Regions from separate parts of the Homo sapiens genome. Here region 2 is linked to region 1. A link is a loop called in an ENCODE intact Hi-C map of the cell type or tissue named here. Cell type or tissue: dorsolateral prefrontal cortex. All regions are shown on one strand. Region 1 holds the start of SNAP91 (synaptosome associated protein 91). Region 2 holds the start of RIPPLY2 (ripply transcriptional repressor 2).

Evidence for each region. Hi-C counts contacts between places; a loop is a spot of excess contacts. Peaks named below come from ENCODE experiments on the same cell type or tissue, not always from the same donor. Only the 100,000 strongest peaks of a DNase experiment are listed, where the experiment ranks them.
Region 2: a loop joins it to region 1, with 13 times the contacts of the local background. A loop is called at or near these places in 7 of 110 quality-filtered maps.

Annotation. Positions count from the first base shown.
Region 1 is chr6:83,707,189-83,712,188 of GRCh38, forward strand. It overlaps SNAP91 (synaptosome associated protein 91), which reads right to left and starts at 1,913. Exons shown (of 30, transcript NM_001242792.2): 1 at 1,657-1,913; 2 at 610-769. The coding sequence starts at 739. LOC105377879 (a long non-coding RNA gene) reads left to right here and starts at 2,254. Exons shown (of 3, transcript NR_136251.1): 1 at 2,254-2,531. RefSeq lists silencers at 882-1,176, 1,586-1,795, 2,126-2,185. In dorsolateral prefrontal cortex, CTCF peaks have their summits at 837 and 1,878; DNase peaks (open chromatin) are centred at 863, 1,233, 1,673 and 1,943; H3K4me3 peaks cover 3,004 bases; H3K27ac peaks cover 2,568 bases.
Region 2 is chr6:83,850,449-83,855,448 of GRCh38, forward strand. It overlaps RIPPLY2 (ripply transcriptional repressor 2), which reads left to right and starts at 2,912. Exons shown (of 4, transcript NM_001009994.3): 1 at 2,912-3,063; 2 at 3,247-3,325; 3 at 3,649-3,713. The coding sequence starts at 2,969. It overlaps RIPPLY2-CYB5R4 (RIPPLY2-CYB5R4 readthrough), which reads left to right and starts at 2,912. Exons shown (of 18, transcript NR_174604.1): 1 at 2,912-3,063; 2 at 3,247-3,325; 3 at 3,649-3,713. In dorsolateral prefrontal cortex, CTCF peaks have their summits at 2,818 and 3,022; DNase peaks (open chromatin) are centred at 2,923 and 3,453; H3K4me3 peaks cover 3,008 bases; H3K27ac peaks cover 3,085 bases.

The DNA of each region.
Region 1 (5,000 bases):
GCCATAGCTATGAAGTCCAATTTCCTCATTCAGTACCTTGAATTTATTTCAGTTTGGTATGGTAACATACCTCACACACACACACACACACCCATACTCACAAAAACAATCCTCAGGAGCAACACTTAAAAAGATTATACTACCTTAGAACTATCTGAAATGTATTTAGGAAAGAACTAGGGTGACAAGTTTGACCTTCCATAAATTCATCTTTTTTTTTTTTGACTGTGCAACCTCTAATTTCCTCTAATTTGGAGAAGGGAGGGTGGGTGGAGAAAGAAAAAAAGGTGAAAAACATCTAATTCAGTGTGTACAATCTCTCTCTTGTGTGTGTGTATATACATATGCGTGTGTGTGTGTGTGTGTGTGTGTATTTTTCCCCCTCCACCAAGACCTTGGAGGTCAATAAGAGGAAAAAATGGCTCACAAGACAAGGTTTCATGGCTAACCCAAGGGAACACCTTCACAGCTGAAGAATTTCAGCTCAGGGGCAACCTGGCTGGGAGTATCAGAGGCCACAGCATTATGGACCAAGAGCGCAGGCCGCACCACCAGCATCCCAGGCGCCTCTGCCGTGCGCATGTCCCTCTTATATAAAGAGATGCTTACAGTCCAGGTGCTTTTTCTTGGGGCCCATTACTTCATGAGTAGTGGCTTTGCAGACCGCTCTTGCTACAGCAGAGCCTGTAACGCTGTACTGAGCGGCGGCGATCCGATCCGTGAGCGTTTGGCCCGACATCTTCTGTGGTCGCGTCTACCGCCTCCTCTTCTGCAGGAAACAAGGGGAGACGGTCCGGCTTTAATCCGCAGACCCTACCCTCCAAGCACCCAGGCCTTGCCTCCTCCAGCCGCGCGGCGGCTCTCTCCTCCTCCATCCCCACCCTGGCACCACCTCTCGGAGCCAGCAACGCGCCAAGCCCCGCTCCTGCGATGCGGTCCAGGGAGTCTTGGCCGTGAGTAGGGCCGTCACGGAACCCCAGCGTGGGCTCCAGTCGCAGCATCGTGACACCGTCCCCATTCTCCCCCGGCCCCCACATAGGGCCAGACTCACCCCCTGGGGACCCCCCTGTCAATCAGCACTTTCCCCGCAACCTGACCCGCGGGTGCTGGACTAGCCACAACGTGCGTTGGGGTTATTCCCTGGGCGCCGCACCCACCGGTGCCCATCTCCCACCTCAGCAGACTTTCCTCCTAGCAGCCCGCAGGCTTCGGGGAATGCATCGGATACCCAAGCCCTGGCTGCCTCCCTCCTCCTCCTCGCGCTGCTGCAGCAAAGGGCTCGTCCTCCCTCAGTCGCGAAGGAGATTATCCTAGCGTTGCGCCATGTTATGCCCTCGCCTCCCCTTCCTTCCTCGCCGCCGGCTCCAAAGCCTCGCCGAGGCCCATCGCCCGGGCCCCTTCCCCCCGGTTCCAAATCCCTGCCGCAGGGGCCGCCCGGGAGCTCTGCGGAGGCGCCGGAGTCTTGGGGCGCCTCACCCTTCCTGGCTTTGGAGAGGAGCCGGGCTGACAGCGAAGCCCAGTCCCCCGCCCGCCCTGGAGCGCTCCGCGGAGCTGTCACTCGGCCGCTGCCCTTCTCCGCACCCTGGGATTATCCTCTGCGGATCCCCGCGAGACCCTGGCGCGGGGAGGGGGCCGAGTACGGCCGCGGGTACTCACCCCGCCCCTGAGCGGCGCCGCCCGCCGCAGGATGAGCGGAGCCCGGGCCGCCGAGGGAAGCCGCGCCGGTGGATGTGTGCGACCGCGCGTAGCCCCGGTGCCCCCGGGCGCAAAGTCTCCAGCCCTGGCCGGGCCCCGCTCCTCAGCTCCGCGGTCCCGGCGCCCACCGCCCCTGGCCCCTGGCCCCAGAAGCCAGTACCCGCCCGCCGCCGCCTCTTCTGCCAGCGCCGCCGCGTCTCTCTAGCGCTCCGAGCTGCGTCCCCATCCCCGCCCCCACCTCAGCTGTGGCTCCTCCGACGAGTCAGGTGACGGCGGCGGACAAACCCGGACGAGCCCTCGGCGGAGCGCCTCGCGGCCCCCTCCCAGCTACTCACACACACCGCCCCCCGGGGCCGGGAGCTTAAAGGCGAGGGGGCGCCTCGCGCAAGCATCCCCGGCAAGCCGGCGGGGAGAAGAAGGAGGCGGGGAGGCCGACACCCACCCAGCCAGCGGCTCTCCGCTGGGCGCCGGGCCGCCCCTCCGCTGCTGGCGCCGCACCCGGCACGCACTGGGCTCGCGCACCACGCACACCTGCCCGCCGACTGCGGGGGGAGCCCTGGGCGTTGGGGGCGTTGGCCAAGACGGGCGAGTGGGCTTCTCGGGTTCTACTCTGTGAAGGCCAAGGCAAGGGCGTCGTCGCGCGCTGCCTGGCGGAGCCCAGCCCCTTCCCCACACTGTCGCTGACACGCCCGCCTGTCAAAGGCTCCGAGGCCCAGATGAGCAGGGCGATTTTAAATGTCAGATCCTGCCGGCCATCCGCGACCGTCACCTGTGCGTCTTCAGCTCCTCAGGCTCCTCCGCTTGTCTCAGTTACAACTGGGAGCCCGGGTGGGCAGGTAATTCTAGCCACTTTAGTCTTAAACGGATACTGAGGTCTGCTGAAGGGAGAATAATTAACACAGCCGTTAATCGAGTCCCAGATTACCTTCGACAGTAATCATTTGCGTGCATAAAGAAAACCCTTTGTACCCTTAAGAAGTAATTTCTGCCAATTAAATATAGTGTTGGAACGTCCGTCAATTGTATGTCAAGTGTATATTCGAATAGTAAGCAGGAATTTCTAAACAGGGATGTGGAGTTGGTTAATAGCTTCACGTGTTGACATTTTCAAAGGTTGTTATTTATGTTCACCTTTTTTTTTAATTCTCACAGTAGCATGAAGATCAAAACTATATTTGTGAGCTTTCCTGGCATTTTTTCTCCTTGCTTCGGGTGGCTTCTGCTCGGCCTTGAAGCCATATATCGATACCTATCGATCTCAACGTTTTGTTATATATTCCTCTCTTTCACCTGGTACAGTGTTCAGTATGCAGTCATGATTTCCTAACTACTGAGACTGATTCTAGGACTAATTGGAAGCTTAATGACTAAAGAGAGACAGCTTAAGAGCACTATTGTCTCAAGTACTAGTCTTACCATATTTACAAGGGAAATAAAAACGCAATTCTATTAAAAAAACTTGTACTCCAGTTTTATAGCAGCTTAATATAATGGCCCCAAACTGGAGGAAAGCCAAATGTTATTCTACTAGTAAATGAATAAACAAAATATGGTATATCCACATAATGGAATACTACTTAGCAATAACAAGAAACAAACTAATACCATTCATGAATCTCAAATTCATTAGACGAAGGGAAAGAAGCTCTATCAAAAATTCTACTTATTATTTTGATTTCATTTATGTAACATTCTGGAAAAGTCAAAACTATAGAAACAGAAAACACATCAGGTGCCGAGTCAGGTGACGGTGGCATTGGGGGAGGGGACTGCAAAGGGGCAGAAGGAAACTTTTTGGAGAGATGGAAATGTTTTATATCGTGACGGTGATGATGATTATACAGCTGCATGTATTTCTCAAAACTCATCAATTTGTACACTTAAAATTGGCGAATTTTGTTGTTTGTTAATTATACCTCAATATAATCTGATAGAGTTGGGAGTGGCAATATTAATATCAAAGTAGGTTTTACAATAAGGAATATTAATAGCAATAAACAGGCACATTTCATAATGAAAAATTCATTAAGAGCATGGAACAATTCTACTTGTTTGTATATCTAAGAACAGAGCTTCAAAGTAGGACGAAGCAAAACCTAATAGCATTAAAAGGAGAAACAGGCAAATCCACAATTATACTTCAGGATTTCAGCACTTTTCTCTATGTAATAAATAGGACAAGTAGACAGGAAACCTGTAAGGGTATAGATGACTTGAAATAGCCCTGTAGGCCGGACGCGGTTGGCTCATGCTTGTAATCCCAGCACTTTGGGAGGCCGAGCCAGGCAGATCATGAGGTTAGGAGATCAAGACCATCCTGGCTAACACGGTGAAACCCCGTCTCTACTAAAAATACAAAAAAAAAAAAAAATTAGCTGGGCGTGGTGGTGGGTGCCTGTAGCCCCAGCTACTCAGGAGGCTGAGGCAGGAGAATGGCGTGAACCCGGGAGGCGGAGCTTGCAGTGAGCGGACATCGCGCCACTGCACTTCAGCTGGGGTGACAGAGCAAGACTCTGTCTCACAAAAAAAAAAAAAAAGAAAGAAATAGTCCTGCAGACCAACTTCACCTAATTGACATTTATAAAATAGTCCACCCAACAGTAGTGGAATACTTTCTTAAAGTGTGCATGGAATATTCTCCAGGATTGACCATACTGACTGATCCTAAGCCATGAAGCTAGTCTCAATAAATTTAAAAGGATTATAATCATACACATTATGTTCTCTTACCACAGTGGAATTTAACTAAAAATCGGTGACAGATAGATATATGGAAATCTCTAAATATTTGGTAATTAAACAACACATTCCAAATAACCCATAGGTCTAATTTTCTCATAAGAAAATTGGAAATTTATTTGAACTAAATAATAATGAAAATCCAACATATCAAAATTTGTGGGTTGCAGGCAAAGTGGTGATTAGAGGCAAATTTATAGCATTAAAATGCTTAGGAATGAAGAAAGATCTAAAAATATTTATTTGAGTTTGAACCTTAAGACACTAGAAAAAGAATAAATTGAATTCAACATGAGCAGAAAGAAGGAAGTAATAAAGAGTACAAATCAATGAAAGAGAAAATGACAAATAATAGATAAAATCAATTAAACCAAAAGCCATTTTTTGGAAAAGATCACAAAATGGATAACCCCACTAGCCAGATTGAGCAAGGAAAAAATAAGATGGCAAAAATTTCCAATTTTAGGAGTGAAAGGAGAAATCAATTCTATGGACATTAAAAAATTAGAGAATGTTATAAACAACATTGTGCAATAAGTTGGACAATTTACATAAAATGAGGAAGT
Region 2 (5,000 bases), 140 kb after region 1:
AAATAGCCCAGCCCATCCTGACTGATTTAAGATTCAAAACCAAACTCATTATTTTTTTCCTGCACATCATTAACAGAATAAAACAACATAAGAGGATCTCACCTGCTCTTTATCCTATGCTCCCTGTTTTCTATGTCTGTGTTTGAGCCATCACCATTTACTCACTTAATCGGGCTAGAAACCTGGGAATATATCCAGACTCCACTTTCAAGTCCTCCTACATTTTATGACTCAAGTAGTTCCTCAGGTTCTATTTCCTAAGTATCCTTCAAATCTATCCCTTCATCTCCATTCTTAGTGCACATCTTACTATCTCTTGCCTAGACGATTACAGTGGCCTTTTAAATGGACTCCCTATCTCTAGCCTTTCCTAAATCCATTTTCCATATGGCTGCCTGAGTGATTTTTATAAAATGCCATTCCACTTTCCTGCTTAAAATCTTTCATCAGTGCTTACAGAATAAAGTGAAAATGACTTAGCATAGAATTTTAGGCTCTTGATAGTCCAAACCCCTTCTATCTCTACAGCATCTCTGCTCCAGAGATATCCAGTCCCTTTTCTTCTCACTCCTGAACAACCCAGACAATACCATTCTTTGATTAATCCTTCCAAAAATATCAACTTAGATTTGATTTACTCTAAGAAGGCTTTCCTGGTTATCCCAAACAGACTTCTTAAGTTCCTCCCACCTATCTGCCTAAAATGCGCTTTTACTATTGAATGTGTCACTTTAAATTTTTTTTTTTTTTTTTTTTTTTGCTTATGTGTTTATTGTAGTGGTCAGAGTTTGGAATAATTGTAACCTTCTCAAGGATAGGAGGAATACCTTACTGTCCTTATCTGGAAAGCACAGTAGTTAGCACATTACAGCCACCTCAAAAAGATTTTTTTTTATTTTTTATTTTCATTTTAAGTTCTGTGGTACATGTGCAGGATGTGCAGGTTTGTTACATAGGTAAACATGTGCCATGGTGGTTTGCTGCACCTATCAACCTATCACCTAGGTATTAAGCCTAGCATGCATTAGCTATTTTTCCTAATCCTCTCTCTCCTCCCACCCCACCCACTGACATGCCCAGTGTGTGTTTTTCCCCTCCCTGTGTCCAGATGTTCTCATTATTCAGCTCCCACTTATAAGTGAGAACATGCAGTGTTTGGTTTTATGTTCCTGCGTTAGTTTGCTGAGGATAACGGCTTCCAGCTCCATCCACGTCCTTGGAAAGGACATGATCTTGTTCCTTTTTATGGCTGCATAGTATTTCGTGTTGTGTATGTACCACATTTTCTTTATCCAGTCTATTACTGATGGGCATTTGAGTTGAATCCATATCTTTGCTATCGCAAATAGTGCTGCAATGAACATACGCATACAAACATTATGCATGCCATCTTTGTAAAATAACGATTGATATTCCTTTGCATATATCCCTAGTAATGGGATTGCTAGGTCAAATGGTACTTCTGGTTCTAGGTCTTTGAGGAATCACCACACCATCTTCCACAATGATTTAACTAGTTTACATTATGGAACTGAAATAATAAGCCATTTTATCAGAAAGGTTAACATCTGTTAAGGCCTTATATTTTTTTACGTAGCTTAAAATCTGTTGAAGGCTTACTATATGCCAGGCACTGCAAAACGCATTTTATAAGCTTTATTTTATTTAGCCTAACAATAACTGTAGGGGATGCAGACATGCATTAGGTATCTATCCTTACTGATTTTCTTATCAGAAGCAACCCAAATCTCACCTTCCTGGCAGGTAGATCATTATAGGCTCTTAGCTACTATTAATAATTAAATTATTTTCCTATGCAGTAGCTGAATGAATAGCAGAGACAACTATAGTTTACAATCAAGATTTTTGTCTAAACTTTTAAGAGAAAGTCCAGTTTTATTATTTAAAACATTTTGAAAAAAATTATAACATTTATATATCATCTTTTCCTCGATGCATAACACTTTTTACAAAGTTTAGTGGTAGATAAGTGAGGGGTAACTCAAATCAGAGAAACAGGGGTGCAGACGTTTGATTAACTTGTCTCATATCATAACTTTTCAAGATTTCATTATCATTCCACAACACTGCCCTCAAAAAAGAATTTTGTAATTACCATTGAGTGACAAAATACCAAGTAGTGACAGAGGTGTATAGACGAACTCAAAAGTTATTGTAGGAGGACACTGATAAAATGTTGGGGAAAATCACAAAAGACACGAGAAGATAATTTAGAGCTCTATGCCCAAATCACATGACTCCAGTCTCTGGCTCTCTTAGCCAGAACAGCGAATCTTTTACAATTTACCTCTTGTTGCCAATAATTTTCTATTATCTTCAAATAATAATAGGCTGGAGTATGAACCTAGTTTATCAATACTTTTTTAAAAAACCGACATTCCTCTCTTAAGGAGTCCATGCATTCTCCCCATTTTTTAGAAAATTGTTCCATGAAGAGGAATTAAGTTTATTCCTTTGAATTCTAGTCTGCATCCCAGCTTTTAGAACACGGGATGCAGAACCAGTTGATTTGCCACAGGCCAAGTCCTGAGTCTCCAGCGAATCAAGCAATTAACCAGTCACTTGGCCTTTTTGCAGAAATCCACAAAACGTGTAGACTCGCTTAATTCCATCTCCTCCTGGCCTCTTCACACGGAAATTGGCTGCTCGGGCGAATGTTGTTTTTCTCCGCAGCCATGTGTCGAAGGGCGATTAACATTCGCTCGACAAAACCCTGTCCCGGGCCATTTGGGAGTTGCACGCGTTCACACCCGGGGCTCAGCCCGGTGCGCCTTCACGCGCAGCCTTTTTGTTTATGCGGCTAGCAGGGAGAGGGGCGGAGAGGCAGCGAACCTCTCAATGTGCAGCAGGCCGCGAGGGCTATATAAAGCTCGGGTCTCGGACCTACTGGAACTGGTCAAGATTGCCCGCGAGCTGGCAGCGGCCTTCCGCCCAGCTCTGCGGCGTCATGGAGAACGCGGGAGGCGCAGAGGGTACAGAGAGTGGAGCTGCGGCGTGCGCGGCCACCGACGGCCCTACGCGGCGCGCGGGCGCGGACTCCGGGTAGGCTTCCCCGCGCTGCTCTGCGCCTCCCAGCTTCCCCCGTCTCTCCCTCCTGCGCCTCCCCAGCTCCTCCCCTCCAACTCTCCATCCCCCACTGCCCGGTGCCAGCGCTCGGCTTCGGTGGATTCTCCCGGGTCTGGGCTCACGTCTCCTCTGCGCGCCTTGTGCTCCCCTATCCCGCAGATACGCAGGCTTCTGGAGACCCTGGGTGGACGCCGGAGGCAAGAAAGAAGAGGAGACGCCGAACCACGCCGCGGAGGCGGTGAGTGAGCCACGCGTCTCAGGCCGCGCCTCCCACGGGTGCAGAAGATCGACCAGGGCTCTCGGGACGCAGGGCCTGAGAGAGACATGCGAGACACCGGGTCCTGCCTCTCGCTTAACATCCCGCCTGCCGGTGGCCATAAAGGTGCCGACGCGGCGGATGTGTCCTCTGGAGCGATGGGCCACAGGCACCCAGCCGGGAGCGAGGCTGCTGAGAGCCCTGGGGTTACATTCCCAGCGGGCACGAGGAACACTGGGTCGTGCACGTTTCCACTTTCTAGAAGGAGGTGGGTGATAACTGGATTCACTTCCTTTCCTCTCCAGATGCCCGATGGCCCTGGAATGACCGCAGCCTCAGGAAAGCTTTACCAATTCAGGCACCCAGTCAGGTGAGTGACAGGCCTCGCCGAAGGTCTCCCGCTCCTCCAGCCCCAGGGAGGAGCCAGGGGCATCGCGCAGCCCAGCTCCGCAGCTGGTCCTGCAGTCTCTCTCTCTCTCTCTGAAAATCTGGCTTCAAGGTTACTTATCTTCTCACTCATCAAATTGAAAAAGGTAGGGGCTCACGGTCCCACGTAAAGGGACTGTTGATGAATACATACTCAGTGAACTTGATGAATATATTACGAAGAGGGAAAGGGGATGATATGGTAAGAGAGCGGTGACATCTTGTGCTGGCAAAACAGTTTTTATTTTTAAATCCTAAAGGGTTCGAATGAAATTGACTTCGCATCAGGCAGAGTGTGTATGCTGCTTTTGTCTTGCAATCTGGAAGGAAGAATGGGATTAACAGTTACAGTCTTACAAGTTTGCCGAGTAGGAAAAAATAGAAATGTAATGAAAATCCTAAAGATTATTGAGAATGGTTATAGAAAGGGTCAAAAGTTTATTTAACTTGCGGAGCTAGTTTACTGTTCCTAGTCACAGGAAGTCAGCCTTTATCTAAGATTCTGTGTCACTTTTATTCAGGTGAAATGTTAAGAATTCTGCAGTTTTCCTGCCTCCGAGAGCTGTTAAATGAAGAGCTGGATGATGTTTGTAAAGTGCCCCTGGTCATAAATAACACATAGAAGTCATTACATCTAATTTCCTACCGTGTGCTAGCACTGGTGAAGGACACAGGAAAAAGTAGTCACAGCACATGGCAAGTGTTGTAATGGAATTTAGTTTGGTTAGTTTTACAAGTATGGGCAGGGCACGAAGTGCCTAAATCTGTCAGTGGTAGGGGGAAGGGTCAGGGAAGTGTATATTATAAGTTGTGGTTACCTGGCTGAGTCTTGGAAAAGTTAGTCAGATGAATGGGAAGTGGGAGCAAAAGAAATAGCATTGGAAAAGAGAAGCAGGATCATGAAACGGTGTGGCTCCTTGCGGGAACTCCAAGGAGTTTAGGTGTGTGAAGTTGTGGTCATTTTAGCAGGGTAATCAGAGGCCAAATCTTGCACACTCTTGTACAGAGTTCTGTCCTGATCCTGTATGTAGTGTTGGGAACCCATGGGCTTTATTCCGAAGGTAGTCTTGGGGGTTATATGTTAAATAGGCTTAGTCAGGGCATCAAAAGTAAAACTGGAAGTTCTGCAATTTTTCAGGTAAGAAATAATGATGAACCATTGTAAGACAGTGGAAGTGAGGGTGAGACTGGGTGAATCTAGGAAATACTTGAATGACAAAATAGATTAGGC